Linked DNA regions of Homo sapiens: all the other regions are linked to region 1. The links are chromatin contacts, found by Hi-C or POLR2A ChIA-PET in ENCODE. All regions are on one chromosome and are shown on one strand. Each heading gives the region's core, a stretch centred on a gene start or an enhancer-like site at or near the end of the contact. The rest is flanking DNA. Distances are from core to core; before and after follow the strand shown.

Region 1 (3,363 bases), core at 701-3,200:
ACTGCAAAACGTAAACAATGATTACTTAGGTGATAGAGTTATGTCTGATCTTTGTATTTGACTCATCTGCATTTATAAATTTTATTTAATAAGCCTTAATTTCCTAGGCCATATATCATATACAAATATAAGTTATACCTAACTTATAGGTATTATAATATGTATATATACATAAATGTATGAATATTTACATATGCGTGTGTGTGTGTATTCTTTCAGAAAAGCAAAGTTTTCTTCGGGCTTTAAACACGCAGCCTCTGGTAAAGGTGCTATTGGTACAAAAGTTCAACAAGCATAGCTCCAAGCTTTGACAATTTTCTTACACTTTACTAATACTGCTGTCCAAAAACTATGAGATTTTCAAAGCAGCCAACATTGCAGTGGTGCAATGGTTAATAACAAGAGAGAGAAGAGTGTGGCCTGAGGTTGTATAAATGTTTTCTCAATCTTGAATCATTAATTTTCTCCAAGGAAGTTTCTAAAGAATCCCAAATAGTGCACACTATTTCTGAAAGGAACAGGATTTTTTTTTCTAATCATAAAATGGACCCAGACATCTCAGCCTCTTGGTGTAATCTGGATATCAGATGCAATCAGCGAACAGCCTGAGTTTTGGAATTAGATCTGAGTTCAATCCCATATCTCCCATTTACTAGCTGTGTGATCTTGGCTGAATTACTGAAGCTCTCTGAACCTCATTTCGCCATCTGTAAAATGGGGATGTGGTTATCTTCCCCACTACATGGCTCTCGTGAGAATCCGCGGAGATCACATTTGTAAACACTTCTCTCGCTATGCCTGGCACTTTGTTGGGGCCCAATAAAATAAAAATCCATGGACTCTCAGAGGCTCCGGTACTCAAATGAGCCTCCTGGATCCACGTCTCTTTGATTAGCCATCTGCAAGCTGGCATTTCTGAGCGAGGGACTTTTCAAAACAGGCTGCTCAAGTTTCTTGGCCAATAATAGGCGCCGGGTTCTGTGCGGTGGGAACGAGTACCACCAACCCCAGCAGGAGACCAAGCAGAAATCACCATGGGAGTGCAAGCTAAGAAAGGGCAAAAGAAGAAAGAGAAGGGCAGAAAAACAAAACAAAATGAAACCACTCAGGCAGCGACTTACAGTCTTAAAGAGAGAATTCCCGGAAGGGAGACAAGGCAGTTTCTTTTTCTGTGTGACAATAAAAAACGGTAAACAAGCCTCCAGAAGCTCATTCAGCCCCCATATAACTTTTTCGAGAAAGAAAAGGTGCCGTTCTTCCGAGCCCTCCGGCTTAACCACTGCTTCGGTGCTGACTTATTTCCTACGTCTGAGAACTGCCAGAAAATGAGCAATATCTGTTCTGAAGGCTGCAGGCTCTCTCCCCGCCCCCGCGGGGCGGCGCGCACTCACCCACCCGCGCCGGAGCGGACCTTTGGCTTGGCTTGTCAGGGCTTGTCCAGGAGTTCCGCTCCTCTCTCCAACCGGGGTCCCCCTCCAGCGACCCTAAAGCTTCCCAGACTTCCGCTTCAATTCCTGTCCGCACCCCACGCCCACCTCAACGTGGAGCGCAGTGGTCTCCGAGGAGCGCCGGAGCTGCCCCGCCTGCCCAGCGGGGTCAGCACTTCGCATCAAGGCCCAAGAAAAGCAAGTCCTCCAGCGTTCTGAGCACCCGGGCCTGAGGGAAGGTCCTAACAGCCCCCGGGAGCCAGTCTCCAACGCCTCCCGCAGCAGCCCGCCGCTCCCAGGTGCCCGCGTGCGCCGCTGCCGCCGCAATCCCGCACGCGTCCCGCGCCCGCCCCACTTTGCCTATCCCCGGGACTAAGACGGGGTAAGCCTCCACCCGGGCAGGAGAGGGCTCACCAGAGGTAGGAGGGTCCAGATGCCCAGCATGGTTGTTGAGCAATCCTCCGAAGTGAAAGAGCTTCCCCAACTCCGTACTGAGCGGGTCCACCAACCCGCGGGAGAAGAGGCAGCTCCGCCTGGGCAGCCAGGGCTGGCCTCAGGGTGTGTTCCGTGCCAGTGCCCGCCCCTGAGGCTCCAGCCAAGTCACTCGTAAACCGCTTCCCTCACTCCCCAGAAGCGTCTTTGAACACCTGTGTGTCACTCTTGCGCGAGATCAGAGACGAGCTCACGAAAAGCCCCGGTGGTCAGGAGGATGGGAAGGAAGCCTCGCTGGGGAACGCCCGGGTTGGGGAGGGCTCCATTGATTCAGCAACTTGGCCTGCGCGCGGGTAGGGAGGGGGAGAAGTCAGGGTGAGGAAGGAGTCAGGGTTCGTTGCACAAATGGGCATTCCTGTCCCGGGGCGTTCCTGCAGTGGCTGGCATGCTCACTTCAGGTGAGGACCTCGAGAGCCGGCCTCCTGCCCTTTCTAAAGGCTTCTGCTGTAGTTCAACCTGGGAAGTTGGGGAGGTCTTGAAGGAGAATGGAGCTCAGAGCGCAGAGGTCCTGCCTGGGTACAGGAGCCTTGGCTAATTGCTGGAGTCACTCAGAGAAAGACTTGCGGGGCATTTGACTGGGCTGTCCATGTTGTGGCTGCAACATGAGAGGCTCACAGACGTTTCTGGAATGGACAGTTAACCATATGAAAAAGTACAGATGTTGCGCCATAGGGCTCTGAAAAGGGAGGGCCCCTTAGTTTTTATTTCTCAAGAGGAAAACAAAGCTAACAACTTAAGCCAAATCGCATAGCCCCAGCTATATTAAACATTCACAATTACTTCCTGTCCTTCGTTACTCATTATTTCCTGGCCAATTTTCTTTAAAAAAAAATCTTGTAATTCTTTCGTGCTCTGGTGAACACTGTTCAAAGTCACTATTGCTTTGGAACGGTAGATAGCTCTTAGGTAGTTTAGCATGAATTTTACAGAAGGTATGTTTGGATAATGACATCATTACTGAACCTGAATTTGGATGCAGTTCCAGACTGGACACACTAAAGGTTTCAGTATTCCTTTGGCATCGTCCACCAAGCTCTGCACCTCACTCTGCAACCTCTCTCCCTTCCCAATTAGATTCAACCCATTAATAACACATTAATAACCCTTTGCTTAGCCCACTGTTCATCCTTCAGGCTTCCTCTCAGTTGACATTTTCTTCTGGAGCCTGTTTGGGCCCTCAAATCTAGGTTAGGTTACCCTCCTGAGGGCTTTCCATCACCCTGTGTTTTGCATCTGTCACTGCACTTACCACCAGTCTTGTAGGTGTTGATAGGCTTGTCTCTGTTCCACCTTTCAGTAGACTGTTAGTGCCATGAGGAAGACCCTGGGCGTGCCAGCCTTGTGCACACACTCTGAGCATCTAATAGACACAAAAAGAAGTGGGATAAGGAGGATGGTATATGGGCATTCTCTGTATTATCTCTGCAAATTTTTTGAAATCCTA
Region 2 (3,277 bases), core at 262-2,761, 140 kb after region 1:
TGTCTTAAGAGTCTACAGAAATACAAAATCAAACCAAGCCAAAGAGGAAGTCAGCTGCAATTTTAGTGGGTATTGCAGACTTCCCTCTCCTCCAACGGAAGAATTAGCTAATTCTTAAACTCCAGAGAGGCTGGCCTCGATGTCAACTGCATAGTGAAACATAAAATCTTTGAAATAATTATAAAAATAGCTCAGTATATCCACCAGTGGAGTAAGAAGAATTTCCCTGAATATTTATAAGCACAGGCCTAGTATCCTGGTCACTAGTTTCTGGCCACTAAGGAGCCTCAACTGATTGGGAAAATCACATCAATTGGTTTGAGATGGTTGAACTATTTCTTCCATGATATTATTGAGCAAATAGGCTTGCTGCCCCCTGCTCACAGAAGCCAATATCTGGACACTGGGTTTTGAGGAAAGAAAAACTTTATTGCAAGACAGGTCAGCAAGGAGACAGGAGGTGGGCTCAAATCTGCCTCCCCAGTTTGGAATCTGAGAAAATGTATGGCTTAGAGGGTGAGGGAAAGGATTTAGGAATGTTGGTTTGGCAGGGACTGATTGAAGGGCTTCAAATTTGACCACTAAAGGTAAGGTATGTTGAGGCAGATTTCAGCCCTGGATCTTTTGGGCCAATGAGCCCCTAGCTTCTGAAAGAGGTCCTGCATTTAGGTTCCCGTCATGTCCTTGTCTTCTTGGTTCCCAGGGGAGGGATCATTTGTTCTAGGTTCTGTTAGAGGCAAAAACATTTTTATTGTGCATGCCTGGGCTAAATGACTTACAGTTTTTGGCTCTGTTATATCTACAGAGTAAATTGACATTTGTTATCAACAAAGTACGGCCCATTTGGGCTGGTCCCATGGTTATAATGGGTGTGTGGACGGTCGAGTGTTTCAATTCTGGGAAAGTTTGATGTGATTGTATTCAGTTCAAGGAAAATGTGTGAATGATATCATATATAGCATATAAAATGTTTACAATATTTAAGAGATTGGGCATACTAGCATGTTTGATAAATAAATTGATGATGCAATTTAAAATGCATAACAGAGTATTTGATTTTAGACTTATGATTTTTAAATTGAATATTATAAAGTAATTTGGCTAAATGTGTGAATAGTATTGGAATATTTAAAACAACTTAAGATTTATTATGTTAGTAAATTTATTAGTTTACAAAACTGCATAAATAGCTGGAAAAGCGTTACTTGTTAGGCTGAGAATTTTGAAGATTATTTTTCAAGTTCTTTGCCAGACACGTGTGGCTCTCACAAGTAAGTTTGTTGGTCTCTAGCCTTTCTCAATGGCCACTGAAAACCAGATTTTGATTACGAAATGTCTGAAATACAGTATCTTGGTTTGAACCGTGAGTCCTTCCTGCCAATGTAAGAACTTTTCTTCCTCCCTTAACTTTGCTTCCTTCTTTCCTGCATGTTACCACTGGCAGAGCAAATATGACTCAGAAACCGGCTCCTCAGGGTTGTAACATTAGATGATACAGGCTTGGGTCGTTACACATGACACCAGTGCCTTTGTTTCATTGGGCTGGGCTCTCTGGAAGGTGTGCTGCTGCCTGAGCTGCTGGAAAAGCACTGACAGGTGTTTGCTAGAAAAGCACTCCTGGAGCTTGCCACCAGCTTGGACTTCTAGGGACTTTCCTCTCAGCCAGGAAGGATTTTGATATTCATCAGAAATACCTCCAGAAGATTCAAGGAGCTGTAGAGGTGAAGTAAGCCTGTGAAGGACCAGCATGGGAATCCTATACTCTGAGGTACATCACCTTTCTGAAAGCAGAGTTCCAAAGATGTTAAAAGTTACTCATGCTTTTCAGATGCAATTTTCTATCCCTGTTAATATATTTCTGTTTTGTCTGTTCAACTCCCTGGGGGAGCATTAAGTCAGAAAAAATAAAGTCCTATGTGTTATTCTTGTTGATATTCTTAATAGTTTAAGACAAAGTATTTTGTAATTCTAAAATATTAGCTAGATCTAAGTTGAGATGAATATAATACACATTTCATAGTATCTGGATGTTTGCAAGGATAATTTGGACAAAATCGAGTTTGAGTTGTGCTTTTCTCATGACAAACACTCAGAGAAAAAGAGAAAATTGTACTCAATTGGATTTTCTAAATATCCAAAAGATTGACTGCCTCTTTTATGGAACCACATGACCAGAGTAATGCCTTTCAGCTTGGTATTTGAAGGGAGATTCACCTTTAGTAAATATTAGTAAAGACTATCACTATGAAGAAGAGGAATAATAACATATTTTGATGATTTGATTATTTTCTTTTCACATCTGATAAATACTGAGGTACTTTTACTTGTATTGGAAGTAACTTATTAGAATCAAATGGATTTTTAATGATGTTTCAAGAAAGTACAAGCAAGGAATGTTTAGACAAGAGTACAAGAGGTGTAATGATGTCATTATACATAATTTACTCTCTCTCTCCTCTGACACAATTAACTGGTTAATCTGCATTTCATTGCAGATGCTCAGGGGAACCTTCTTGGATAGTTTTGATCTAGTATTAAAGACAGTTTATTTGCAGTTATTTCTAATGCCATGTGTGTATATATCTCTCCGTGTGTGCAAATGCAGTGTTTGATTGGTTTATAACTCTAGGTATGTCTTGCTCAGTGATTTTAGCCTCATGAAGGGATCATATACATGAAAATGACAAAACATATAGTGCTTTTAAATGCTACTCTGGTAACTCTCAAACTTTAGACTGCCCAAGTGTCAGGGAGAGAAGTTTGTTTGAAATGCAGTTTCAAGGGACTCCAACCCAGAGAGTCTGTTTCACTCAGTCTATGGTAGGATACAAAAGTATACTTTTTAAAAGGAGCATCCCAGGTGGTTCTGACATAGGGGTGATCTGTTTACCACCATCCTGAGAAAGAAAGACTGCCACAGGCCAGTGCTTTCCCGTTTTTAATGTCTATACAGATCTTCTGAAGGTCTTGTTTAAATGCAGATTCTTAGTTTGTAGACCTGGGTGGGACCTAAGATTCTGCATTTTGGTTGCTTTTTCAGATTGCATGTGGGAATTATATGTGATTTGGAAAAAGGAAAAAAAAAAGCCTAGTCTCATCCTCAGGTATTCTGATGTAGAAAGTTGGAAGTAGGACCTTTCATCTATAGTTTTAAAGAGTTTGAGACTCTTTAAAATTAAATAGTAATCTCTTAAATATTTAAACATAGCCTACTCATTTGTAATATATCATTTGCTCTGTGTTTCCTAAGGATAAAGATTGTGAGCTACTCATTAAG
Region 3 (3,269 bases), core at 323-2,822, 170 kb before region 1:
GAATGCTATTATTGTGATAGATTTATAGGTAGGTAAACTGAGGCTACAGAAAATGCAATAATTTTCCAAAGGCCATTTCATGATAATTGAAGGAGCTAGGATTCAAACCTAGGTCACCAGGTGCCATGTTGGTCCTTTATGTCTCTTTAGCTCACTCAGCTTCTTTCCTTCAAACTTCATTGTCCCTCAGACCCTTCTGAGAGGGTTATCTGCTCCCTGACTCAGCAGGAGAGAGCAGCGAGATAAGGTTCAGGTAGCGTACGTACACTCACTCCAGTAAGACATCCCTAGTGGCCATATCAGGACTCCACACAGCTGCTACCATTCCCACTGCAGGACTTTGCATACCATTACCTGGAAGTGCTTGGGATCCTCCAAGTACTTCTATTGCTTCGCATTTTTTTCCATTTGGAGGATAAGCCTTATGTCTGTCATGATATTCTGTGAGGCAGAGTTTATTCCTACTTCTTTTCTTTGAAGCTGTTTTTACTCCTCCTCCTCCTCCTCATTCATCTCTTATTCTCAGCCTCCTCATCATTCCTCCTCCTTCTCCTCTTTCCTCCTCTTCTCCATTCAACTCCTCTTCCCTTCCTCTTCTTCCTTACCATCCTCTTTCTTCATTTCTTTTCACCTTCCTCTCCTTGCTCCAACTCTTTTCCCTTCAACTCTTCCTCCTCTTCCTTCTTGTTGTTCTATATCTTCTTTTATGTTCCCTTCATCTTTGGCTTTGATGGTCTTCAGTGGGATCATCACTATTTTGTGTAACATGGGACACTGTTTATTCATTAATTCAACAAATTCTTCCGAGGTGCTCATTACATACCAGGATTTGAGCTTGGTGCAAGGGTCATGACAGTGAATGAGGTCCCAGCACTGTCCTGGTAAATTTTTGACACTTGTGGAAAGAGAGACAAGTAAGCCATTGGTTAGGATGTTGTGCAATGCAGGCTATAACAGGTGGAAGAGAAGGTGCTACTTGAACACACACAATGACTCTTTAAGTCAGTTTTGGGGTGTAGGGGAAGTAGTGAAGGCTTCCTAGAGGATCTGATATTTAAAGTGAGACCTAAGCGCGCAGATGCTTCCTCTGTGGAGAGCTTTATACTTACTGTTAGTTCTAAAGACACAGCTTCCTTTTTCTAACACTCTTGTCTCAGCTTTGGTTACTTAGACGTTATAAGGTTCTTGATATCTTATTGTATTTCCTCTAACCCTGCTACAAATTCTTCATTTTTTCCAATGTGTTCAACTTTGAAGAAGCATCCCTCTGTTCACTCCACTTCTCCTTGAATACAGCATTGAGTTGCATTATTGCAAACAGAGCTGGTTCTGACTTTTCCTCCCACCCCCTAATACCACAAATTTAGTGGTAGAACCACAAGTAGAATTTCCAGTGAAGAACTCTCTACTAGATGACACTGAATCAAACCTAACAGTGCTATCAATTAAAATTCATGTACTCTGTTGCATAAACAGGCGATTACATAAGTTGTGTGCTGACGGAGCAGTGTTGAGACACGCTGTCTGGCAATTGGTCTCTCTCGTTTGGTTGCAAGTTTCAGTTTCCTGGCAAGTCTTGTTTCGCCGTCCATCTGGTACAAGTGAGCACAGCAAGACAGCCAGGGTGAGCAGAAAGCCCACAGATACAGGAAAAGGTACTTAGCTTGCAGGTGATGTCAGTTCTTTCAGACAACTAGTCACTTTTTCCTTTCTGAAACTAGATTACAACCTATTTGTCTTTGGAGAGTTGACTGCTAGTGACACTGAAATTTTGGCTTAATTTGCAGACTGGGATGATGAGCATCTATTTTAGCTTCTTAGGGACATGCATAGAGCTGCTTATCTTGCTTGGCACAGGACATAGTTCTACTTTACATAAAGGTAACCACTAAGATTGGCCTTACCAGGGAGGAGAATAGAAAGCTGCCTCTGAGAAGTGCCAAGCTGAGACCCACACTTACTACATTCTATCCAGGGCCAGTCCTGCCTCAGCCACCAGCACCAAGGTTACTACAGCCTGAGTTTAGGTCATGTAATTTCAGTCTCTTTGGCAGCTTCATTAACTCTGAGTTCAACTGCTTCATCTGTGAAATGAGAATAATAACATTTACCTTGCATGATTGTTTTAAAAATTAAATAATTTCAGGGCATACATTAGATGTGCAATAGATATTCCATTTATTATTCATGGAATGTTTATTGAGCATCTACTATGAGCCAGGCACTGTGTTAGGTATGGAGTCTTGCACTTAACGTGATTATAGGTAATCTCATGGAGGAGACAACAATTTTTTACAGATAATTATACTAAGAATGCAATCGTTACAATAAAAATTAAGAAAATAAGCAGAGGAAATTAGTTGCTGCCACCTCTTAACCTTAGGTTCACTGCTAAATTCAAAATAAATTAGAAGTTATAATCTCTAAATATATCATGAGCAAGTAACATCATACTTTGGCAGTTCATTTCTTTGCAGCAAATTGGAGCCATTACATAATGGGTTTTATGATATATACCAGAAAAGTTCAAAGAGGGGTCTGGTGGATGATCCTTTGTTTTGCTTACATCCAAACCAAACAAAGCAACTAGTTAACTCAGCAACAAATCAACCAACCAACAGACATAAAAGAATTAAGCAGTAAGATGTTGCTAACATTACAGAAAACAATTGCCTTGACCTTTATCACAGAATCAAATAAAAATGATGAGAATAACTGATATTTATTAAGTTCTTTTCATACCCCAACTCCATGCTAAGCACTTTCCTGTATGTTCCTATTTATGCTTCATAATTCTTCCAGATGTAGTTTAATATCCATATTTTATAGCTGAAAGAATTAGTTAGAGAACAACTTGCCAAAAGTCACATTGTATAAAAGAGGCAAAGCTGAGATTCAAGTAAAGATTGTTATAACTGAAAAACCTGGTGCCTTAACCAGTACACCATAAGCATTTATCTAAAAATAAAATTACTTATGAACCAACTTCAGGAAATATTAAATTCCCACATTATGAATAAATTCCAGATGGATAAAATATCTCAATATAAAATACAAAATCACATGAAAATATTAAAATAGAAGAGAAATATTTTTATACAAATATAGTGAGTGAAGAAGCCCTTTTAAGTATGGTATAAAGCCCAAAAATCATAAAAGAAAGTAATGACTGATAAGACTAATTAAAACGTTAACTTTATTTACTTCAACAAAGTTAACTTAAGTAAACTTAAGTTTACTTAAATAAACTTTATTCACTTCAATAAAGG

What was found. A loop is a pair of places that touch in the nucleus more often than their neighbours do. ChIA-PET counts read pairs that join two places held with the same protein, here RNA polymerase II (POLR2A). Pooled maps may share reads with other maps.
Region 2: a loop to region 1 is called in a map of PC-3, with 7 times the contacts of the local background. The contact joins the promoter of ANKRD22 here to the promoter of FAS in region 1. A Hi-C loop is called at or near these places in 6 of 168 maps with a recorded cell type or tissue (CD14-positive monocyte, Calu3, PC-3 and 3 more) and 8 of 50 pooled maps. POLR2A ChIA-PET finds 5 or more read pairs at or near these places in 3 of 52 experiments (A673, MCF 10A and Panc1).
Region 3: a loop to region 1 is called in a map with no recorded cell type, with 6 times the contacts of the local background. The contact joins the enhancer-like site here to the promoter of FAS in region 1. A Hi-C loop is called at or near these places in 6 of 37 single-sample maps with no recorded cell type and 13 of 50 pooled maps. POLR2A ChIA-PET finds 5 or more read pairs at or near these places in 5 of 52 experiments (OCI-LY7, activated CD8-positive, alpha-beta memory T cell, activated T-cell and 2 more).

What each region holds. Positions count from the first base shown.
Region 1 is chr10:88,989,385-88,992,747 of GRCh38, reverse strand. It overlaps FAS (Fas cell surface death receptor), which reads right to left and starts at 1,950. Exons shown (of 9, transcript NM_000043.6): 1 at 1,842-1,950. The coding sequence starts at 1,871. It overlaps FAS-AS1 (FAS antisense RNA 1), which reads left to right. Exons shown (of 1, transcript NR_028371.1): 1 at 1-1,326. It also overlaps a transcript of ACTA2 not described here. RefSeq lists enhancers at 1,015-1,094, 1,225-1,634, 1,775-2,285, 2,286-2,797 and a silencer at 3,205-3,254.
Region 2 is chr10:88,850,078-88,853,354 of GRCh38, reverse strand. ANKRD22 (ankyrin repeat domain 22) reads left to right here and starts at 1,511. Exons shown (of 6, transcript NM_144590.3): 1 at 1,511-1,768. The coding sequence starts at 1,748.
Region 3 is chr10:89,162,119-89,165,387 of GRCh38, reverse strand. No RefSeq gene overlaps it. Among named protein-coding and RNA genes, the nearest start is that of CH25H, 44 kb to the left of the region's middle. RefSeq lists an enhancer at 1,760-1,809. Within about 2 kb of position 1,572, at least 9 of the 41 ENCODE cell types and tissues checked have a DNase peak (open chromatin) inside an H3K27ac peak, as active enhancers do.